Regions from separate parts of the Mus musculus genome. Here region 2 is linked to region 1. A link is a loop called in an ENCODE intact Hi-C map of the cell type or tissue named here. Cell type or tissue: left cerebral cortex. All regions are shown on one strand. Each heading gives the region's core, and the rest is flanking DNA. Links, peaks and the distances in the headings are about the cores only.

What was found. Peaks named below come from ENCODE experiments on the same cell type or tissue, not always from the same donor. Only the 100,000 strongest peaks of a DNase experiment are listed, where the experiment ranks them.
Region 2: a loop joins it to region 1, with 15 times the contacts of the local background. A loop is called at or near these places in 4 of 42 quality-filtered maps.

Annotation. Positions count from the first base shown.
Region 1 is chr7:60,000,895-60,006,285 of GRCm38, forward strand. It overlaps Snrpn (small nuclear ribonucleoprotein N), which reads right to left and starts at 4,305. Exons shown (of 10, transcript NM_013670.4): 1 at 4,142-4,305. Snurf (SNRPN upstream reading frame) reads right to left here and starts at 4,305. Exons shown (of 10, transcript NM_033174.4): 1 at 4,142-4,305. The coding sequence starts at 4,155. The region is part of intron 6 of Snhg14 (small nucleolar RNA host gene 14); the gene reads right to left. In left cerebral cortex, for the core only: no CTCF peak of the experiment used is centred there; DNase peaks (open chromatin) are centred at 2,336, 2,828, 3,271 and 4,267; H3K4me3 peaks cover 3,376 bases; H3K27ac peaks cover 2,107 bases.
Region 2 is chr7:60,240,688-60,246,078 of GRCm38, forward strand. The region is part of intron 4 of Snhg14 (small nucleolar RNA host gene 14); the gene reads right to left. It also overlaps a transcript of Snrpn not described here. Among named protein-coding and RNA genes, the nearest start is that of Snhg14, 210 kb to the right of the region's middle. In left cerebral cortex, for the core only: no CTCF peak of the experiment used is centred there; DNase peaks (open chromatin) are centred at 3,256 and 3,750; H3K4me3 peaks cover 524 bases; H3K27ac peaks cover 377 bases.

The DNA of each region.
Region 1 (5,391 bases), core at 203-5,202:
CAAATTGAAAATAAGTAGAAGCCTCAGGGTGGCCATGTTAGGAACTGCAGAAACCATTCATAATACTGAAATTAGAAAAACACATGAAAAAAAGACAAATGTAAGGTCTTTGACAAGTCATGAAAGAATGTCGAAAGCAGAATCCAAATGCCAATTCACTAAATTCTACCTATCTATAAAACTAGATTGATTAAGCACCTGACCAGTTAACAGTTGTTTTGTTTATAGAATCTTAACCTGTTCTTAAAAAATAACCTAACTGTCCTTATGTGGTGTGTGTGTGTGTGTGTGTGTGTGTGTGTGCACGTACACACTTATAAATGTCTTTCAGCAAATCTGCCCTGTAAAATCATAGGACTTGGTAAACTGAAATGGGATGATTTATTTCAAGACTAGCTTGGGCTCCACAGCTATATTATCAAAATATTGCCTTAAAACAAAAAATTACTTATAAATTCTCTTACCATTATTTAGACAAGTAACATAAGTATAGTAATAAATATAGCAAATTAACTTCAAAAGCTACATTTTAAGTGTGAGTTTTTAAAGTGAAGATACATTCATGAAAAGAGGGAGGAATAAATAAAATAGATCTAGATGGAAATACTTAGTAGAATGAAAAAAGTGACTAAATTCAGTCATTTTAACATAAAGTTCTGTGAACAAAACAAGTAAAATAACACTTTTAATAACAATAAAGTTCCCTTAATTAAGATTTGTTCATCTAAATTGAAGAAAAGACACCCAGAATTTTCCAACTCAGTATCTGGTGCAGCAATAATCACAATAGTCAACTGTCTCTTGAGACTGCATTTTGAGTTACAGTTAGACCCTTCCTTAAAAGGGTAACAAAAGTAATCACAACACCAAATCATTACTTAAGGCAAAGATATAGAAAGTTCAGAGGCCTTTAAAAGGAGAAAGCCTCATCAAAGAGATCTGATTCAACTAAGAAAATATAGTGGGCCATAATAAGCAGTTTTATAATAGTCATTAACAGTAGCTGAGCCAAAAGATTAGTTGAAACCCCATGTTACTAGAGTCTAAAGGCTAAATTATATTATATACAATATTTTAAAGATATGTTTTTGAAGTCTGGCAATTGCAGTGTGAAGATTACAAGTTTAAGGTTAACCTTGGCTACAAGATCATACTGTCATGTCAGAAAGACAAACTTCTAAAACAAAGTCTATGTTCTAAAATTTAGCATTGTTTAAGATTACCACATATGACAACCATAAATACTACCTACCCATAAATGTGAAGAAAACAAGATTTTTTTAAAAAAAGCAAGCACATAAAAAAATCATGAAAAAATATTGAAAGTATGAAACACAGGAGTCACACCTGTGGTTTCAAGCACTGAAGGGAGAAGGTGGGGTGGATCACCAGCTCCATTGACAGTGGGATACATATCATGTCTGACACTAAGTTGATTTATGTCAGAAACCTGTTTTAAATTTAAGTGTATTTGATAAAGAAATGTAAATGCAGTTATTTTGCTTATTTTTCTTTCAAATTTAGAGTAGTTTCTATTTCAAAAATTGAAAAAAAAGAGTCATTTATCAATAAATCTATCCAGTCTTAAATCATGTACAATCGTGGTTTTTAAATTTCTGTCTTCTCTTTAAGTACAGCTTATATTTTTAGCTGCTACAGAGTGTTTAATTTTTTTTAAGTCGGCATTAAAATATAAATATAAATTTCCTACCTGGTAGGTAATGCTATCTTCACCATCACCAATAATAGGTCCTGACCTGACCTGGCTAAATTATTCTAAATTCTCACACCTATTATACTACTAAAAAACTAAGAATACAGGGACAGGCCATACACACCGATAACCTCTAGATTCCTTCTCCCCCTACCCCATCTTCCAAATACCAGAATTCATGGAAAAATTCAACTCCCCGCTTCCCCCCACCTTCCATTATCAAAGGTCTTGGAAGATAAGAGGAAGAAACCTGCACAAACAAGTCTCCTTTTTCTCCCCGTTCCCTACTGTGACACTGCAGGAAAGGAGGGGTAAAGATACTCAGCTATCGTAGCACCAGGTTAAGGAAATGGTAGTCATCCCCTTGATGCCAATACTGCACAATTCCTCTGCAGAAGTCCCTTCTTTTGTCAATGCAGGGAGAGGTGGGTGTCACCTCTACTGCATCAGGTGCCTGTAGGGAGAGAACCAGTGATCAATAGGCTCAGTTCTCCAGGGCCTTAAGAAAGGGTGTGGCTGAAATTCCAACACCGCAGAAATGACAAGTGCTGTTATCTCCTTAGGTTTGTAGCATAATGGGGAGGGGTCTACTGCCCTGTATACGCCATGCTGCGCCTGCGCACTTCAGCACCTCTGCAGCAGCGGCCATCTTTACAGATCCTCACAATGGCGTTTGACATGCGACACGACCCCTTGATAATACCAAGATGACTTTGATAAAATTCAGGATGCCATGAAAAAATAAAAGACATTGTCTTATTACCTCTACTCAATGAGTGGGTAAAAGCAAGTATTGCATAGACTTCATACACTAACCCCCACTGTGAGGGGTGGTTGACAGTGACACAACAAGAAAATGGAACACTGAGACTTGCATCCCTATCTTGTAAATGGGAAACAATTCTACAAAAGGAAACAACAAGAACAAAATACACAACCCAGTTAGAAGGGACGACTGCAAGAAAAATCCTTAAGGTGAGGTCTGGCCATTCTACACAGGTTCTCTTCTCAACAACTCCCCCCTCCACCAATATTGGTACATTCCGTTTATCTACCTCAGTAGACCCCACCCTGGAAGCACCCAGAAGCAGACTGCCACTGGACTGCAGGGCTAAAAATGACACCCTACGGCCTCAGTACCAGACTTTGTACGGTAATTACCTCCATCCATGGGTCAGAGTTCCAAGGCCCCAAACCAGAAGCACTCTGGCCACCTGCAACCAACCTGGACACACAATCACTTCTCTGACTTGCAAGTATCTTTTTGCCACACAACCACATGATCTTGAGAAGTAGTTATAGAGATCTCAGAGAAAATCACCCACTAGCGCTCACCTTCCACCCTACCATACCACCACTACACAGCTCTGACATCCTTGAAGCCACATGAAGCAGCAACAGAGCTCCCAGAATGCCCCCATCCCCCACACCCTGCGCGCACCCTCAGCCTAAAGGCCACAACAGCAGAGCTCCCCCAAACATGAACTAAGAGGCGACAGAGCTACCGCTCCCTCTACCCTAGGCTCACAGGCTGTGGCAATGGAGCTACCACCCCCATAGCCCGCAGGCCGCGGCAACAGCACTCCAGTAGCCCCCACCCTGAACACACAAGCCATGGCAACCAAGCTCCCAGCCCTCAGGCCACCGCCACACAGCTCCAGTTCCCCAGACCCCTGAAGGTGCTCCCATCCCCCAGACCACACAAGCTGCGACCGCCCATTTCTCATGCCCTGTAGCACATAGGCTGCTGCGGCAACAGAGCTCCCTCCCCACCCCCACCCCCACACCGCGGAGAAAACAGACTGCGACACTGCGGCAGCAGAGTTCCCACGCCCTGTAGCCCACTGGCTGCATCAACAGAGCCACAGCCTTGGACAAGAGTGTCCACCCAGCCCCGTAGCCCACAGGCTGCGGCAACAGAGCTCCTGCATCCTGGAGCCCACAGGCCGCACAGTAACAGTTACAAAATCCCGGACTCTACAGGTTCCTGCAGCGGCAACAGAACTTCTATCCACACCCACCCCCAGAACCAACAGAGCTCCGGCATTCTGGAGGCCACAGGCCACACAGTTAATAGTTCCAAAATCTCTGGACCTACAAGTCGCGGCAACACAGCTCTGACTTCCAGGAGTCCAGAGGCCGCGACAAAAGAGGTCCCGCATCCTGGAGCCCCCACGCTGCGGCAACACAGCTCCTGCATCCAGGATCCCAGTCACAACCTCAGACCACCATAATAAAGGCAACGCGTTACACGCAGGTGCCGCACTAACACACCCAAGGAGTCCGTCTGCCGGCTCCAAAGGATTGCTCACCAATTCTCAAAAATAAAGGTATCTGGGTTGTCAAAAATCTTAATAAGCCCAAATCTAGAATGTTTTGGTCAAATAGGATGCACTTTCACTACTAGAATCCACAAGCCCAGCTGACCTTCCTCGCTCCATTGCGTTGCAAATCACTCCTCAGAACCAAGCGTCTGGCATCTCCGGCTCCCTCTCCTCTCTGCGCTAGTCTTGCCGCAATGGCTCAGGTTTGTCGCGCGGCTCCCTACGCATGCGTCCCAGGCAATGGCTGCACATGCGCACATTTTTGCCGCAATGCAGGGGTCTCTGTCCCTCTGACCGGAATGTCCTGCCAAAAGGCAGCTACCAAAAGGAATGCTTGAGCATTCCTACTGCGGAAATTTGAGCGTGTATTAAAAAAAAAAAAATCACTGTCAATCTGGAATAATGGATATAATTGCCTATTACTAAATACATTTAATTTTTTAAAAAAATTGCTCCCAAGTGATTGCAAGCATCACACAGATTTTTATTATGTGGGAGAGGAAAAAAGGTTTGATCTCCAATATGAGGAAGACTGGTTTCTAGGCTATATCATGTTACATAGTGTATCACACACACACACACACACACACACACACACACAATCAAACATGAAGCCCAGCCAAATTGTCAGATACTTAAAATTCTGTACAGAAAAAAAAGTTATCCTGATTCCTAATTCTACATTCTACATTAATGTAGTATTACTTGTATTTTCTTTCTCTGTGTTAGAACATATGACTGGGAGAAAACTATTTCCTCCAGATCATGGTGTGATTAAATTTTAATAGGAAGAACATTCAGTTATGAAACTTATGTATCTGCTTCTTTTGTTGTTGTTGGTTTTAGAGACAGGGCTTCCTAAATGTTGTTATGCCTGGGGGGTGAAAAGTAGACACTATTTACTAACAAATATATGACCTCATAGAAATGCCATCCAGTAATTCCAGCTCTTAGGAAACTTATTCTAAGAAAGCAGTATTTTTGCATACTCAAGGCCAGGTTCAATTTGTAACAATATCTAAAAACAAAAACAAAAACATTTTGTAGATTGTGGATACATATATAAGAATTTATTTCAGTTACTTTTGACCTATTAATTTCCTGTCTGCCTAGTAAAAGTATTATTGTGGTAGTAACTTCAATATGCAATTATTTGAAGATTAGGAAAACAAAATGGCAAGGAGAAAACTAAGGAAGCTAAATTTACATGGGTTTAGCATAGCTTAATGAGGGCCTGCAAGAACTGTTAATGAGGTATTCTAACAAAGTTGGAAGTTCTCTACTTCCCTTCCCCCCGCACTGAGCTAGCATCCAGTTCGCAAACATCCTAAATTCAACTTCAATGAAGATACA
Region 2 (5,391 bases), core at 294-5,293, 240 kb after region 1:
CAGTGAGTGAGCAAGGGCCATGGCTGGGCAGCTGTCCCATATTTTAGGGCAGTTTATCTTCAGAATATACAGTATCAGCCCAGAATGTGACCAGCTCAAAGGAAGGAGAGATTGAAGGGAGTGAGATTAGTATACAGCAGAGAAAGGAGATGGGCCACTTGCAGCATACAACTAAGTAGGGGGCTATTATTTATGGAGCCCTTACCCAGGGCGGAATGATATAGGGACACCCTAGAGAAGAGCTATGAAGAGGAAGCTGGAGAAGGTCCTAACACCCTTCTTATGAAGCCACACAGGTGCTCAGTGATTACAGCGGAAATAAAGTTGTTTTGTCATGAGACAATCATTTTATCCAGTGATTAGCATTGGATCAGTAGCCTGAAGTATATAGCCTTCATCTATTTTGCTTGTGTACTGCACTATGATGTGATGATCAATAAGAGAATTGATTAATAGTCTCATTAAATTATCTGATTTCAATATTAAGCCTTACTGGCCTGGCTTGTTTGTAGTATCTCTGCTCATTGTAAACATTTGGATCCCCATCTAGAAGTGTGATGTAGAGGTGTGATCTTTCCACAGCACAAGGAAAGGCACTAGCAGGTGGTCCAACCCCCTCCAGCAGTGATAACCCAGCTGACTAGAAGAAAGAGGAAAGAATGTAAAAAGAATTTGAGGAGTCTGATAATGACCTGGGATTTAGCCTTTTGATCTTATCCTTTTAAATATTAATATGTTCAATAAAAAGCTAAAGCTATTTGTTGTTATTGTTGTTGTTCTATTTTAGTTCTGAAATTTCAACCTCACCACCTTTCCAGGTGCACAGAAAGCTAAGATAGAAGATTCCATCCTTGATTTAGTTCTACTGTACAGAGAATGATCAGAATTTGTAGAATGATAAAAATTCTAAATCATTATTTTGTGGCAACATTTTTCCAAGTAGACTCAATTTCCCTTAATAATAGGCCAATTACAATGAAAGACATTATTTTTTTAGATATTTAAAACATTATTTATTTGTGTATTGGCATTACCCTTTATATGTGTCTGTGCGGCGTGTCTCCAGTGCCTATGGAGGCCAGAAAAGAGTGTCTCACATCTCCTGGGACTAAAGACAGATGCTTGTGAGTTGAAATTTAGGTGCAGAAAATTGAACCTGGCTCTTCTGGAAATGCAGTTAGATCTCTTAACAGCTGAGTCATTGCTATAGTGACAAGTCAATTTTTAAACACCCATTCTAGTTACTAATTTTAACATTCAGGCTCAGGAGAAAAGGATTGAATGCCCTAATACAAACATGTTGTTGGAGACTATAGAAGAATATCCATGTATGAAAAGAATACAAAAGACTAGAGAAATGTAATATTTTGACTTAGATATGTTAAGAAAATTTATTACCATATGACAGTGACACAAAACCATGGAAACCTGTCATATGAACCATATCATAAAAGTCTTGGCTCTAGGACTCTATTTTTTTTTTTTTTTTGGTTTATTTCAAGACAAGGTTTCTCTGTATAGCCCTGGCTGTCCTGGAACTCACTTTGTAGAACAGACTGGCCTTGAACCCAGAAATCCAACTGCTTCTGCCTCCCAAGTGCTGGGATTAAAGGCGTGCACCACCATAGCCCGCCTTAGGACTCTATTCTTGATAGTGTAATGAAATAACACACAAGACAGACAGCAATATAAAAATCAACTTACTGAAAGACTTTCACACACACATGGTAGGAAATTCTAAATCTTGTTCAGAAGCAGTGTTATAATTCATACAAAATATGAAGATAAGTTATGGCATACAAAAAGGGTGACATTGCTGTCAGCCTATGTTAAGTGGCTTAACATAGTTAACATGAGGACATAAGTTATGAGGACTGGGACATAGCTGTTTTCCCTGGTCCCCAGTACCATTGATTCTCAAATCTAGCCACTTATTTAAGCTCAGTGTGATACTTTCCTTTTCTGAACACCCTCATTACCCTCCAACTAAGCCAAACACATTTTGCAGTTTCTAGGAAAGACTCTCCAAAGAATTTTGACCTCTAAGTTCCATTTTGCTATGGAGACATTGTTTCCAAAACTTGTCACGTTTTGTTATTATCTCTGAGAAGCCTTTCCTTTTCTAACAAGAGACTGAAAGGGGGTGTATGCAGAGGGAGGAGAGATGGGGAGAAACTGTGAGGGGTGAGGGAGGGGAAACTGTAATTAGAATATATTGAATGATTAATCAATTTTCAATAAAAACAAAACTTCATCATCTGAGAATTGTCTTTCTTTAATACAATTTCATTTATGATCTAGAACCTTATTTCTGAATATTTGTACTCTTTTACATAAAAGTGTATTTAAACTATAATCATTTTTAAGGGAGTGAGAAATCACGACCATGCACAACTGAGTGTCTTTCTTCTGTACCATTTTCCAGATGAAGTCTTATTACTTAGATCCTACTTCAGCCAGAGTCTCTCTTAGTGCTTAACTATTTTCTATCCAATGGTCCTTCTTATACTCCTTAGCTATAAATAAATCAAGAATATCTGATGTAATTTGATATAACCTTAATATCCCAACCATAAGACTATGTTAAAGTTCCTTTTCCTGTCATAATCACAGCTTCACTGTGGCCAGTTTTAAAAAGAGTACTGAATAATTAACACACACACACACACACACACACACACACCCTTTTGTGGCATAAACACTTGAAGATGCATTATGTGGCAGGATACTTGAAAATGTATTGTGTGACTGAAGTAAATATCATATATAAGCATACACACACACACACACATATACACATACTTATATACATATATGGATGTATGTATCATTCCTGTTTAGAGATTATATTGGTAGAAAATTACTGGATGTTAGAACGAAAAGCAAAACGTCTGTAAGACATACACAGTGTATTTAAGAATATCACGCTGAACGTTTTATTTTTAAGCCTTCAAACCTCCTGAAAATTCAATGTAAATATTTTAACTTTAAAAATAAACAGCAGATTTGGCTATCTCCCGTCCCTGCCGACCTGATTTAACGCTAACGCTGGAGTATTTTCCTTTCCTTTATAAAAGCAAATACTTAGGGCTCATTTATAAAGCTACAGCTACAGAAAAGAAGCTCAGTAGAAAAAGCCGAGACTCCTAAAACCCGTACGATTGCGAATTCATTAGCTAATCGATTTCGGATTTTATCAAAACTTGAAAACTGAAGATGAATCCGGAACCACACGGTGCTCCTGCGACAACAGGAAGTTAACTCAGCCTGACCGTGCATCTCTATTTGTGGCTCGGAGAAATCCTCAAAGAAGGGAATTTTTGGTCCCAAGGGCTTCTTTTCTTCTTTCTTTCTTTCTTTCTTTCTTTCTTTCTTTCTTTCTTTCTTTCTTTCTTTCTTTCTTTCTTTCTTTCTTTCTTTCTTTCTTTCTTTCTTTCTTTCTCTTTTCTTTTCTTTCTCTCTCTCTCTCTCTCTCTCTCTCTCTTTCTTTTTTAAGTTTTTATTGGTTTATTTACATTTCAAATGTTATCCCCCTTCCAGGTTTCCTCTCTCCGCAAACCTCCCTTTCCCCCTGCATCTCAGTCCCCTCCGTATCTATGAAGTTGCTCTCCCATCGCCTCACCGACTCTCCTGCTTCATCCCGAGCCTTTCCCTATGCTGAGTTATCAAGCCTGTCTTTCCTCCGCAGGCTCCTCACAGCCACTGCGCAGGTTTGTGACGCATTTCCTGCTGTGGCAGGTCTTGCGGAGGGGAGAGTAAAGCAGAGACCGCGACCGCGGCGCAGGAGGCGGGAGCGGGGTGGGGGTGGGGGTGGGAATGAAACAGTTTGAAAGTGGGTTTTCAACAGTCGGTATTCTCTAGAAAGCATATAATTTAAAAGATGTGTAAAAACGAAGGGAACATCGCCATAAGGAATGTCTCCATCAGACAGCGAGAAGCTGCAGAGGAAAAAATGGCAAAACTACAGGGACTGAAGTTTCCTTTGTGATTACCCCAAGTATCACCCCATTGTGAAGTAATTTATGCAGAAGCAATGAAATCATCGATGGTAAAAATTATTATGTACAAAGTTTAATACTATATTTTCTAATAAAACTTACTTTGGTATTTTAATGTCTATTTAGGACTTTAAATTTTCTTAAAATATACAACGAAGTTAACACACACCTCACCTTTTAACAAATATTGTTTCGCGGTTAGATCCTATAACAGTTGTACATTTTGCATAATAATATAGAATACAAATTGAAGCATATAAAGAAAAACATGAACGCAGTCTGTGAGAGATAGAAAGATGGCTTTTTCTTTTTTTAAAGACAAGCAAATGGTCTACTTCTGAACTATATTTTCACACACGTGTAGATTTTTGAGTTTCGATTTGGATGCCCAGACCGAATTTTCTATTTTGCTAATTAATAAGTAAAAGAATTGGGAAGCACTGGATAGTTTTGTTACAAATTTGTTTATTATTTTTAATGTAAAGCTAGCCTATGTATTCCATGTCTGTCATTAAATAAACACATTGCATTTACCTGTTTGTGAATGAATGTGTGTAAAACAAAAATTATTAGAACATTGATAACATTTGTAGAAGTTTTTAATTTTTAGTTCTTGCTTCCAGGTATTTAACTATGACATCATATACACTTTGCAAGTTTGTTTATCTCTTGGCTACAGGCCTTAGTAAGAGAAGGGGTTCTATGATTTTTTCCTGTTATTCCTTAACTTTAAAGTTTCTTAAAATCCCACCATTCATTATTCCATGATGATTTAATACAATTTTGAAAGCTAGAATATCAGTGTCCCTGATAATGCAGGAGGACTATAATCACAGGTACTTGGGAAGATGAGGACATAAATAACAGATTTGTGTGCACCTCAAAACACCTAAAAGATTGTTCCCTTAAAGTTATTGAAATTATGTCACAGAAGAACATGATTCAGAGGTAAAGCTGATATTATTTTTTCAGATATATGTGTTGTATTTGGAATAACTATATAGATTAGGAAACTAGTAAAGGTGTATGGGAATGCATTTAAAGAAAGAGAATGCTTTATAAACCAGTGAGTGGTATAAAGGGCTAAAGCAAAATTATGATACATTGAGGATTAAACAGTGAGGGCAATAGAAGAGCAGGATAAAGGAGGGAACATAGAGAAAGATAAATAATACTGGAGGCATTTTGAATAAGTCATATGGAAAGTGACTACTCTAAAACTGACCTTAATATGTAAATACACATACCAATATTTAAACAATAGGGTTAACTGATAACAGAATAACCATTTCTTTACTGGACACTACAGGCTAACAAATATAAAATCTAATAGCAGAAATGTGTTACCTCTTTGTATTGGCTTGTTTTCCAGGGAGATCCTATTCATTACAGC